Linked DNA regions of Homo sapiens: region 2 is linked to region 1. The links are chromatin contacts, found by Hi-C or POLR2A ChIA-PET in ENCODE. All regions are on one chromosome and are shown on one strand. The core of a region is the stretch at or near the end of the contact, and the rest is flanking DNA. Distances in the headings are between cores, read along the strand shown.

What was found. Hi-C counts contacts between places; a loop is a spot of excess contacts on that map. ChIA-PET counts read pairs that join two places held with the same protein, here RNA polymerase II (POLR2A).
Region 2: a loop to region 1 is called in a map of PC-3, with 8 times the contacts of the local background. The contact joins two enhancer-like sites. A Hi-C loop is called at or near these places in 1 of 168 maps with a recorded cell type or tissue (PC-3). POLR2A ChIA-PET finds 5 or more read pairs at or near these places in 1 of 52 experiments (BJ).

What each region holds. Positions count from the first base shown.
Region 1 is chr6:73,232,381-73,237,376 of GRCh38, reverse strand. All of the region lies in intron 4 of LOC122539213 (KHDC1-KHDC1L), which reads left to right. Among named protein-coding and RNA genes, the nearest start is that of KHDC1L, 9.4 kb to the right of the region's middle. Within about 2 kb of position 2,461, at least 2 of the 41 ENCODE cell types and tissues checked have a DNase peak (open chromatin) inside an H3K27ac peak, as active enhancers do; they include PC-3, where a contact is called at or near this core.
Region 2 is chr6:73,078,109-73,083,848 of GRCh38, reverse strand. The region is part of intron 5 of KCNQ5 (potassium voltage-gated channel subfamily Q member 5); the gene reads right to left. Among named protein-coding and RNA genes, the nearest start is that of KCNQ5-AS1, 63 kb to the left of the region's middle. Within about 2 kb of position 3,813, at least 4 of the 41 ENCODE cell types and tissues checked have a DNase peak (open chromatin) inside an H3K27ac peak, as active enhancers do; they include PC-3, where a contact is called at or near this core.

The DNA of each region.
Region 1 (4,996 bases), core at 1,212-3,711:
CAGCCTCCTGAGTAGTTGGGATTACAGTTGCACACCACCATGCGTATAATTTTTATAATTTTTTTAGACAAGGGGTTTCACCATGTTGGCCAGGCTGGTCTTAAACTCCTGAGCTCAAGTGATCTGTCCCCCTTGGCCTCCCAAAGTGCTGGGATTACATGTGTGAACCACTGTGCCTGGCCTGCAGTGATATTTCTGTCAAACCTGAGAAATACACTGGGGAGAAATCCAATACATATAATAAAATAAAAAATTATGATCAAGGACACTAGACTTAATGTTGAATCAGAGAACCTATAGTAGAGAAAAATACTATAGGTAATATATAAGGCCAATCATTGGCCCACTAGATGGAAAACTTTTATAGCTAGCCCATGTGAAGTTTCAGTCCTGTCTTAATTTATTAAGTATCACTGAATGTACACTGGAAAATATAAACGTATCAATCAGAAATGTTTTAATGTCTTTTCATTCTATTTTGGACGTGAGGAAATCACTTTTTAGTGAGTTGCAACTATACTAAAGTCATAGATTCAGCTATTTTGCACTGAAGGAAGTACACAGTTCTATGACAAAAAAAATTTAAATTAAATTGTATCCGCTGGGCAAGGTGGCTCACACCTGTAATCCTAGGACTTTGGGAGGCCAAGGCAGATTGATCACCTGAGGTCAGGAGTTTGAGACAAGCCTGGCCAACATGGTGAAACCTTGTCTGTACTAAAAATACAAAAATTTGCTGGGCGTGGTGTAATCCCAGCTACTCGAGAGGCTGAGGCAGGAGAATTGCTTGATCCCAGGAGGTGGAGGTGGAGGTTGCAGTGAGCTGACATTGCGCCATTGCACTCCAGCCTGGGCAACAGAGCAAAATTCTTTCTCAAAAAAAAAAAAAAAAAAGAAAAAAAATTGTATCCTTAAGTGATGATTTTGTTGGAAATTTTTTTTATAGATATCATAGTGTATTCAAAGTAAATTAGCTCTTCCTGGTGATTCAGAGCAACAGTCAGGCAAGCTTTTTCTATAAAGTGCCAGATAGTAAATATTTTACGTTCTGTGTCATGCAGTCTCTGTCGAAACTACTCACTCAATGATTACAGTGCAAAATTAGTCAGAGGGAATACATAACTGAATGGTACTGCACTGTCCCAATATAACTTTATTTATAAACACAAAATGAATTGTACATAATTTTATGTGTAAGAAAAAATAATTTGTTTTTTGATTTTTTAGAGCCATGTAAAAATGATTCCTGGCTGGGCGCAGTAGCTCACACCTGTAATCCCAGCACTGTGGGAGGCCGAGGTGGTTTGATCACCTGAGGTGAGGAGTTTGAGACCAGCCTGGCCAACACGGTGAAACCTCGTTTCTACTAAAAATACAAAAATTAGCTGGGTGTGGTGGTGTACGTCTGTAATCCCAGCTACTCGGGAGGCTGAGGTAAGAGAATTGCTTGAACCCGGGAGGCAGAGGTTGTAGTGAGCTGAGATCGCGCCAGTGTACTCCAGCCTGGACAACAAGTGTGACAGTCCATCTCAAAAAAAAAAAAAAAAAAAATTTCTAAACCACAACCTATACAAAAAACAGGCATGAGAAATTGTGGAAGACAGTGTGGTGATTCCTCAAGGATCTAGAGCCAGAAATACCATTTGACCCAGCAATCCCATTACTGGGTATATACCCAAAGGATTATAAATCATTCTATTATAAAGACACATGCACACATGTATTTATTGCAGCACTATTTACAATAGCAAAGACTTGGAACTAACCCAAATGCCCATCAATGATAGACTGGATAAAGAAAATGTGGTACATATACACCATGGAATACTATGCAGCCATAAAAAAGAAGGAATTCCTGTCCTTTGTAGGGACATGGATGAAGCTGGGAGCCATTGTTCTCAGCAAACTAACACAGGAACAGAACCAAATACTGCATGTTCTCACTGATAAGTGGGAGTTGAACAGTGAGAACACATGGACACAGGGAGGTGAGCATCACACACCTGGGCCTGCCGGGGGTGATGAGCAAGGGGAGGGAGAGCATCAGCACAAATACTGAATGTATACAGGGCTTAAAACCTAGATAAGGGGTTTATGGGTGCAGCAAACCACTATGGCACATGTATACTATGTAACAAACCTGCACATTCTGCACATGTAGCCCAGAATTTAAAGTAAAATTTAAAAAAAAGAAAAAAAAGGAAAAGCATTAGTCCTATCTATGTCCTAAATAGTACAAAACTTCAGTAAATAAAAGGCTGTGTTTTATTAATGCATGAATGGAAAGACAAATCAATGGAATAGAATAGAAAACCAAATATACCCCCACATATATGCATAAAAATTTAATATTTGATAAGATGATTCAGATTAATGTGGAAAGGCAGATTACTCAATCAGTGAATGAGTAATCATTGTGATAAACAAGCAAACCATTTAAAAATCCATTTGAGGTCAGGCAGAGTGGCTCACATGTGTAATCCCAGCAATTTGGGAGGCACAGGAAGGGGGATTGCTTGAGCCTGGGAGTTTGAGATCAGCCTGAGAAGATGGTGAGACCTTGTCTCTACAAAAATAAAAAATAAAAAATTAGCCAAGTGTGGTGGTTGCACCTATAGTCCTGGCTACTCGGGAGGCTGAGCTGGGAGAATAACTTGAGCCCAGGAGTTTGAGGCTGCTGTGAGCTATGATCACACCACTGCACTCCAGCCTGAGAGCAAGATACACAGCAAGATAATTCCAACTGAAGGGCTTTGATTTTTAAAGTATAAATAGGAATTCTTCTCTTCTTATTTATTTATTGTTGGCTACCAGATGGAGTGGTCAGGATTTTTCTATAGTATTAGTATTTTGGTACTCAATAGAGCATACACATTTTTATTATAAATTCTTTGATGCTTAATATTATATGACTTGGAAAGTGCTATAAATGAAAATAATAAAGACATACTTTGTGTTTTTCAATCTTGAGGTTTTATGTGATAAAACATTGGTTACCTACAGTTCATTCTCCCTCTTTGGAAAGTGGAACATTGCTGGGCTCAATCAATCAAAATGAGAGAAGTATGTAAAAGGGACCAGAATCATGTAGCATGATTTGAACAGCAAATAACAGGAAACACTTGTCTAGTTGGATGCTAATAAAGCACTGTATTAGTGCCAATAGCAGACATTCCAGGCATATTATGCCAAGGGCTCCCTTCCACCCGTGTTGGCTTCCTCTTCGGGTTGGTAGCAAAATACTTGTAGCCGTTTCCAAAATCATATCCTGTTATAAACACCAGGAGAAAGAAAGAAGATATGAGTCCTTTTTTGTGTCTCTTTTCAGAAATGAGACAACCTCTGCTGGAAGCCTCCTTTAGGTTTTACTTCATTTCAAAATTGGGACATGTGCCATTTCCTAAAGCAATCACTGGCAAGGGGAATGAGATTATCACGATTAGTCTAAACTAATCACCTGGAGTTAAATTGATGTTAGAAGTTAATGTCCATCAGCACTAAACAGGGTTCTATTCTTCTATATTTTGACATCATCTGGGAGTTGAAAAACTGCAACTGTGAGCCAGAGATTGACAGAGTGATAGAGCCACTGAATAAGAAATAGATTTATGACTTGGGAAGTGGAGAAGCCATGCTAAATGAAACCTATAAATTTGAAGCTGCCAATTTCTCATAGATTATCTATTTGTTTAAGTATAAGGAATCTTGAGAAACTCATGTAGGATGCAATAGAACCTATATTTCATTTGAGTGCATATTCATTAACATTTTCCTGCTTTTTAAAAACTCTACAATCAGGCCGGGTGCAGTGTCTCATGCCCATAATCCCAGTGCTTTGGAGGCTGAGCCGGGAGGATCTCTTGAGCCCAGGAGTTTGAGACCTGCCTGGGCAACATAGCAAACCCTGTCTCTACAAAAAACCAAACCAAACCAAAGCAAAAATGCAACAAATTAGCTGGTTGGCGTGGTGCACTTTTGTAGTCCTAGCTACTTGGGAGGCTGAGGCAGGAGGATTGCTTGAATTCGGGAGTTTGAGACTGCAGTGAGCTATGATTGCGCCACTACTCTCTGGCCTGGGCAATAGGGCAAGACTCTGTCTCTAAAAACAAACCAAATAAGAAAAACAAAACCAGGAAACCCTCTATCATCAGAAAATTATCGACACTTTTGGTTTCAGATGTGCCCGTCTTGCTGTGAGTCCACATCCAGCAGGGACAGGCAAAGCTAAGAGCACCAGGGCTCTTCTCCTTCCTGTGTGCGTGCACCTTCCCATGAATATAATAAATAAAGATGATTACTTACTCCATGTGTTACACTTGCAAACCTTGCCTTTTTTATTGCTCTAAAATATGAGGTAACCAAGATTGTGCATAACTAGCATTAGACAACTCACTGCACACTATTTCTAACTGTGTTTGTGGTCCTATGTGGTACTTTGGATAATGTTATTTTCATAATTATGCATGAATAATTTTTCCAGGGCCACCAGCTGGTCCTAGCTGGTTGCCTTCTCCTCTACCCCTGCTGACTACATAAGTGGTTTGTTATTTTCCAAAGATAATTTTCTTAAAACGCTTATGCTTGGGGGTACGCGTGAAGGTTGGTTACATACGTAGACTAGTGTCATGGGGGTTTGTAGTACAGATTATTTCATCACCCAGGTATTAAGCCCATTAGTCACTATTTATCTTTTCTGCTCCTCTCCCTTTTCTTACCCTCCACCCTCAAGTAGACCGCAGTGTCTATTGTTTCCTTCTTTGCGTTCATGAGTTCTCATCATTTAGCTCCCATTTGTAAGTGAGAACAAGTGGTATTTGGTTTTCTCTTGCTGCATTAGTTTGCTAAATATAATGGCCTCCAGCTCCATCCATGTTCCCACAAAATACATGATCTCATTCTTTTTGTTATGGCTGCATAGTGTTCCATGGTGTATATGTACCACATATTCTTTATCCAATCTGTCATTGATGGATATTTAGGTTGATCCTATGTGCTT
Region 2 (5,740 bases), core at 2,564-5,063, 150 kb after region 1:
AGAACCATAAAGCAGTTGAATCAATGTAAAATAAATGTTCTTATGAGACAGCCTTGTTATTCTCTGTTGGTGAGATAATTTTCTGATATTATATATTAATGCATGAGAATACACAGAGAAGTCTTCTTAATTGAAACTTTTATGATGGCTACTTGGTTGCTTAGTCAGAAATTTGACTAATGCAGATAATCACAAAGAGACTTATATGCTGCATATTTTATTTTAGCCTAAAGCACATAAATGTAATATTCTTGATGAAGAATGTGTTCTGCAATTGGGGTTCTGCCTTATCTTTTTTGCATAAATCTCACTCATAATGCATCATTTATTTTCCTTAATTTTAATGTTTTTTAAAATTAACTTTTTTTTTAGTGGTGCATAAACTCAACTTTTGTGGGAGCTATCTGAGAACAGAGTCCTAAATATTTAAGATTTTTCCCCCACATAGTTGTGTGTTCACCCCTGATTTTGAAGTATTTTTAGTATTTTAGCATATTTAGTATTTTGCATTTATCAAGCTTTTCTAAAGCATTCTATTTTCGTAAACCATCCATCTTTCTTTCTGTACCATATGTCATCAGTTTATGCAATAATATAAAATTAAACCATGCCATTATAATTACAAATACAACTGACATAAAAAGGTTTAGGAATGGGACGGGCACAGTGGCTCACGCCTGTAATCCCAGCACTTTGGGAGGCCAAGGCAGACAGATTGCTTGAACCTAGGAGTTTGAGACCAGCCTGGGCAACATGGTGAGACCCCTTTTCTTCAAAAAATTAGTAAAAAATTAGCTGGGCATGGTGGCATGTGCCTGGGGTCCCAGCTACTCAGGAGGCTGAGGCGGGAGGGCTGCTCGAACCTGGGAGGTTGAGGCTGCAGCGAGCTATAAATGCACCAATGCACTGCAACCTATGTGACAGAGTGAGACCCTGTCTCAAAAAAAAAAAAAAAAAAAAAGGTTTGGTAATGAACATGCTGACTCTTTGCAAGCATTCAAACAATGTTCAGAACAGAATTCTGTGGATACTAAAGAGCATTTTGTGCTCTGCAAGCCTCAGTATGTTTTGTGGGAGTGAGGAGTGTTGGTTAATCTGGCCAGTCAGTGAAGAGGAAATAAGTTCTGAGAGCTTCTACTCTATTCTAAAACAAATACAATATTTACATAAGTGGGCAAGTAAACTAAATAGTGTTTCGTGAGCTTTGATTTCCCACACCCATGTGAGCGTGACATTTTGCTTATATATACGTGTGTGTAAGAGATGAGAAGCAGGAGAATAGAGAGATGGATCTTTACATCACGATATTGGACATAATTCCATTTTTTTTCCTCATTCCAGAGCTTGTAAGAGATATGCTGGTGAACATGCACTGGATAGATTACATTTTTATTATAAAAATCTTCTGTGATTCATACTCGTGACTTTTGAGTATGATCTTTATAATATCATAGGTAAGGTCATGACGTTTTGAATTTACTTTTTAAAATTAAAAACAAATTACAAGTGACAAAAATGTCCACCATCTCTTTCAGTAAAGTTCTAGGCAGAGTAGTATTCTCCTTAAGTGAGAAGCTGCCATTTCTTGCCACAGTTCTTAAACTGAGAAGCTGGCAGCTGCCTTTTCAGGCTGCAGGGTAACAAGGCGGATGAGGATCTGGGCAGGGATGGTCTGCTTTGCCCTGCTACCTCCCCACAGCTGGCCTCAGGAATCCCTGGTATTTTGTACCATCTCTTCAGCTGGACCATTTATTTGAAGGCGTCTTGCAGATAGAAACAGCTTAGATATATTTTGGCCCTTATGTTTCCTATGCTCAAATACAGTCACACAGGTGAAAGAAAATACATTCTGAAAATCTGTGGGTTGGAAATGTTGGCATAAAGTTGTAATTATGTTAGGAAAATCTGAGGTGGAGTGGGGGCACCTTCGTGTGTTTAGCATTCAGGAATTCTTCCTCAGAAATAATACTGAAAAACAAATGAAAACTCTGGTCCAGACTTTTCTTGATTTTTTTTTTAAATGAGATGGCTGAGGCTATGGTCAGATTATAATTTAAGACACTGGTTAGGCTAAAGTTTTTTTTCTTTTCAATAGCAGAATTAATTCCAAATCAGGAGATATAAATCCTTCTTTCTTTCAGGCAACAAATCAACAAATATTTATTGACCTGATTTTGAAGATACAATTATGTTTTTAGTAAATCTATGTACATTAGTTTATAGCTAATGTGTTCAGGTGAACAATATACTGTTGGTAGATTTCCGTGGCACGGTATAATTCTCCCCAAGGGAGTCTTTGAGGCAGGGTCTCACTCAAGCACCCAGGCTGGAGTGCAGGAAAACCTGATCTTAAGTTATTTCAAAATAAATCTAAAGCAGATCAAAAAGAGAAAAATCACTCCCACAAAACAGGAAGGATTTAATAACAGAAAATAACTCCAGGGAAACCCATTCTTAAATTATTTCAGAATAAATCTGGAACAACCAAAAATGAGAAAAATAACAATAGAAAATGATAATAAATGGAGCTCTATCCAACAATCAGAAGATCCCCTTTTCCAGCAACTCTCAGTGCCTCAGCTACTAGAGCTACTTCCCTCTTCCATTTTCTGCCATCAATGCAACTTTAGTTGCCACATCAGAACCCAGGACATCTTTTCATCACAACCTCCAATTCCCAAGCCTCTTCTGTGTTCAAACTGTGGGTCTGCATCAAAACACATAGCTCTTTTTTTGTTCCTTTTGTATTAAAGGTGCTTTCATTTAACTTCCACAGCAATGATGTCTACACCAACAATAGCTCTCATATTTGATTGGGCACTTGCTATGTTCTTGGTACCAGGTCTTTTATATCTATTTCACTTACTCAATGAACTAGGTATTGCTATTCACTAATATGAAACTGCTTTCAGGGATCAAAGTTTTTTGGGCAGCACTGATCCCACCATGATATCCCTCCAAATGTTGATCTAGGGGACAGATCTCACTATCTTAATGGAAGGAGTTCCAGAGTTAGTATTGAAAATTCACTGGCACAGCGTATCTGTGGAACAAAACCTATATTTTGATACTTAATGTTGATACTGTGGGATCTTTTAATATAGGGGATTTCCTTTTTTCATCAAAGTGTAACACTTAGAAATACTCTCATTTAGGATGCTATCATTTCCCTATTTATTCTGGATACTTCCATAGTTATTAAGGTTTCCATTAGGTGCAACATGCGCAATTTTAACTAAGAAATACCCAACCATAATTTTCACTAAGGTCTTGATTAATGTATAAATAAAAGGTATAATAGTCTAAATTTATTTTATTTCCCACTAGGAATCTAGTATATGTTCTTCTTAAAATGAATAGAAACAATGAGCTCTCTTGTTTGTTTGCTTCTTCTGTCTTTTTAGGATTCAGACAATTTCATTAATGAGTCAGTTAATATCAACAAACCTGCTACGGACCAATAAGGCCTTAAAAAATTCTTCGAAGTTTGATCTCTTATAAAATTTTTACTCTCATATTCAAGACTAGATTTTTTTTAAAAATAGAAACATAATTAGGCCATTCAGGAACCTGTTAAGTACGGGTTAAATGTCAGTCAAATTAGCAGAACTGAAAGGCAAATCAATGAAAATGTTTCTTCCCCTGAAAGTCACAGATATGACCTTTGAAAACCTACCGTGTGGGTTATTCTGGCAAAAGAAACAAACTGATGACTAACTGAGAGGTATATTAAGAGTTTCCCACACACTGTTTAACACACAATACAGCAATTCTTTTTTGTAATAAGGAGAAATGGAAGACTAATAAAAAGAAAGATAATGAGCTCCCAGGCTAAACTCACCAACAACTGCATCTCAGTGGCAAAAGGGGCACCTGGGTGCCTCAGTAAGTCAAATACATTAGAATTATCCAAGAGAAGCAAAAATTAAACTTGAATTCAAACCATTGCTTTGAAGGCTGGGATGATAAACTGTCTTCCCCTTGCTGGCAAGAAAAGCCTCCTGTTTTCTCAGTTTACAGTTTATCCCATCATGAGTCACAGATTTTCATTTGCTCTCTACATATAAAAAGTATTTTAAGAGTGTCAGATGACTGCTCTCTTTCAAGCTTCCACTCTTTTTCGAAATGCCCATTATTGCTTGTGAATAGTGAAGAGCAGCCGGAAACCACATTATTAAACCAACGGAATCCTTTGAAACCAATGGCATAATCTTGTAGACATTTACTTAGATAACTTAAGAAAAAAATTCGAATCTTTAGGTGAATGTATTTCTCATTTTTATTCATTTTATTGCTGCTATGCAATCAACAAATACAACAAGTTCTGCTAAATACAGCCCTAACAAATTTTCCCCCTCTCTGACAAATGTTCTGGGTCTTGCTGATGAGCTTTTGATGACTAGTGGAACAATGCAACAATTGGTAACTCTGTGCTTCACTAAACAAACAAATAAAAAGCCTATCATTGTTTAAATCACAGCTTAAGAAAATGATATATTTTTATTTTGGCAACAATCTAGAACTCAAGAAATACTAAGGGTGGTTTAAAAGAGAACTCACGGGGTTTTTTGAACCAAAACGATATGGACATTCTTTAGACAAGCATTTATAATCTACCTGCCAGGCTTAAGTGATTCTGCCACCTCAGCCTCCCAGGTAGCTGGAACTACAGGAGTGTGCCACCACACCTGGCTAATTTTTGTATTTTTTGTAGGGATGGGGTCTTGCCATGTTGCCCAGGCTGGTCTCAAATGCCTGAGCTCAAGCAACTGGCCCGCCTTAGCCTCCCAAAGTGCTTGGATTACAGGCGTGAGCCACCATGTTTGGCTATGATTATTTTCATATAACTCCCCTTTGGAATACCTTAAAGGAATAAAATAAAAAGAAATGTAATTTATACATTGCATAAAGCACTCCTATATCCCATGTCATTCTTATTACGGCATAGCTCCAATGACTGTTTCATAAATTCTTTACAATGCAGGGAAAATTTTTGCTTCAGTGGAAAACTATGCGTTGTTCAGAGTACACCCTTCCAGGTTTTTGGATTCTGATTTTATGGGGCTCTGCTCTTTTCATAGCCTTTGAGCTATTTTACAACTCTGTAAGTTGTTGATAACTGGTAGCAATGCAAAATAATTCTTGCCTATGGACATGTAAATAAATTCTGCCTAGTGGAGGTTGAACTGACTTCCCTCCCACACTGTGGAAGGAGCCAGTTTTGCCTCTATTTGCACATTGATTTCAATATTCCTGATCTTTAAATGTTTCTGTCCTTTGGATAGTGCTTTGAACTGGTTTTAACATCTTACTGGTTTCTTCATTAATAATGACTTAAACTTTTAAAATGAGTTAAATGAATGTTTAGCATGTGTTAATTTTCTTTCTATGTAAGAATCATGATTTTACTTTATTTATTTGGAAAATTATTCTTTAATAATATAAAGAAAAAGTAGGTTTTGAGAGGAAAGTTTTGAAATTAGGTGACTATAATCTCTGATCTCACAGATGGTTACCAGTCTTCTTTTTCATTTCTTTGTGCTGCAATTTTATTCACAGCTTCCATTCATTTTTTAACCCCAGATAAACTTTTGAAGAGCGGAAAATCAATGCAACAATTGATCATTTAAATTTGTGCTCCACAAAGTTAAAACAAATAAACAAACTATCAATGTTTTAATCACCATTTTAAAAATGATATATATTTATATATTTTATATATTTTTAATTTTGGCAACAA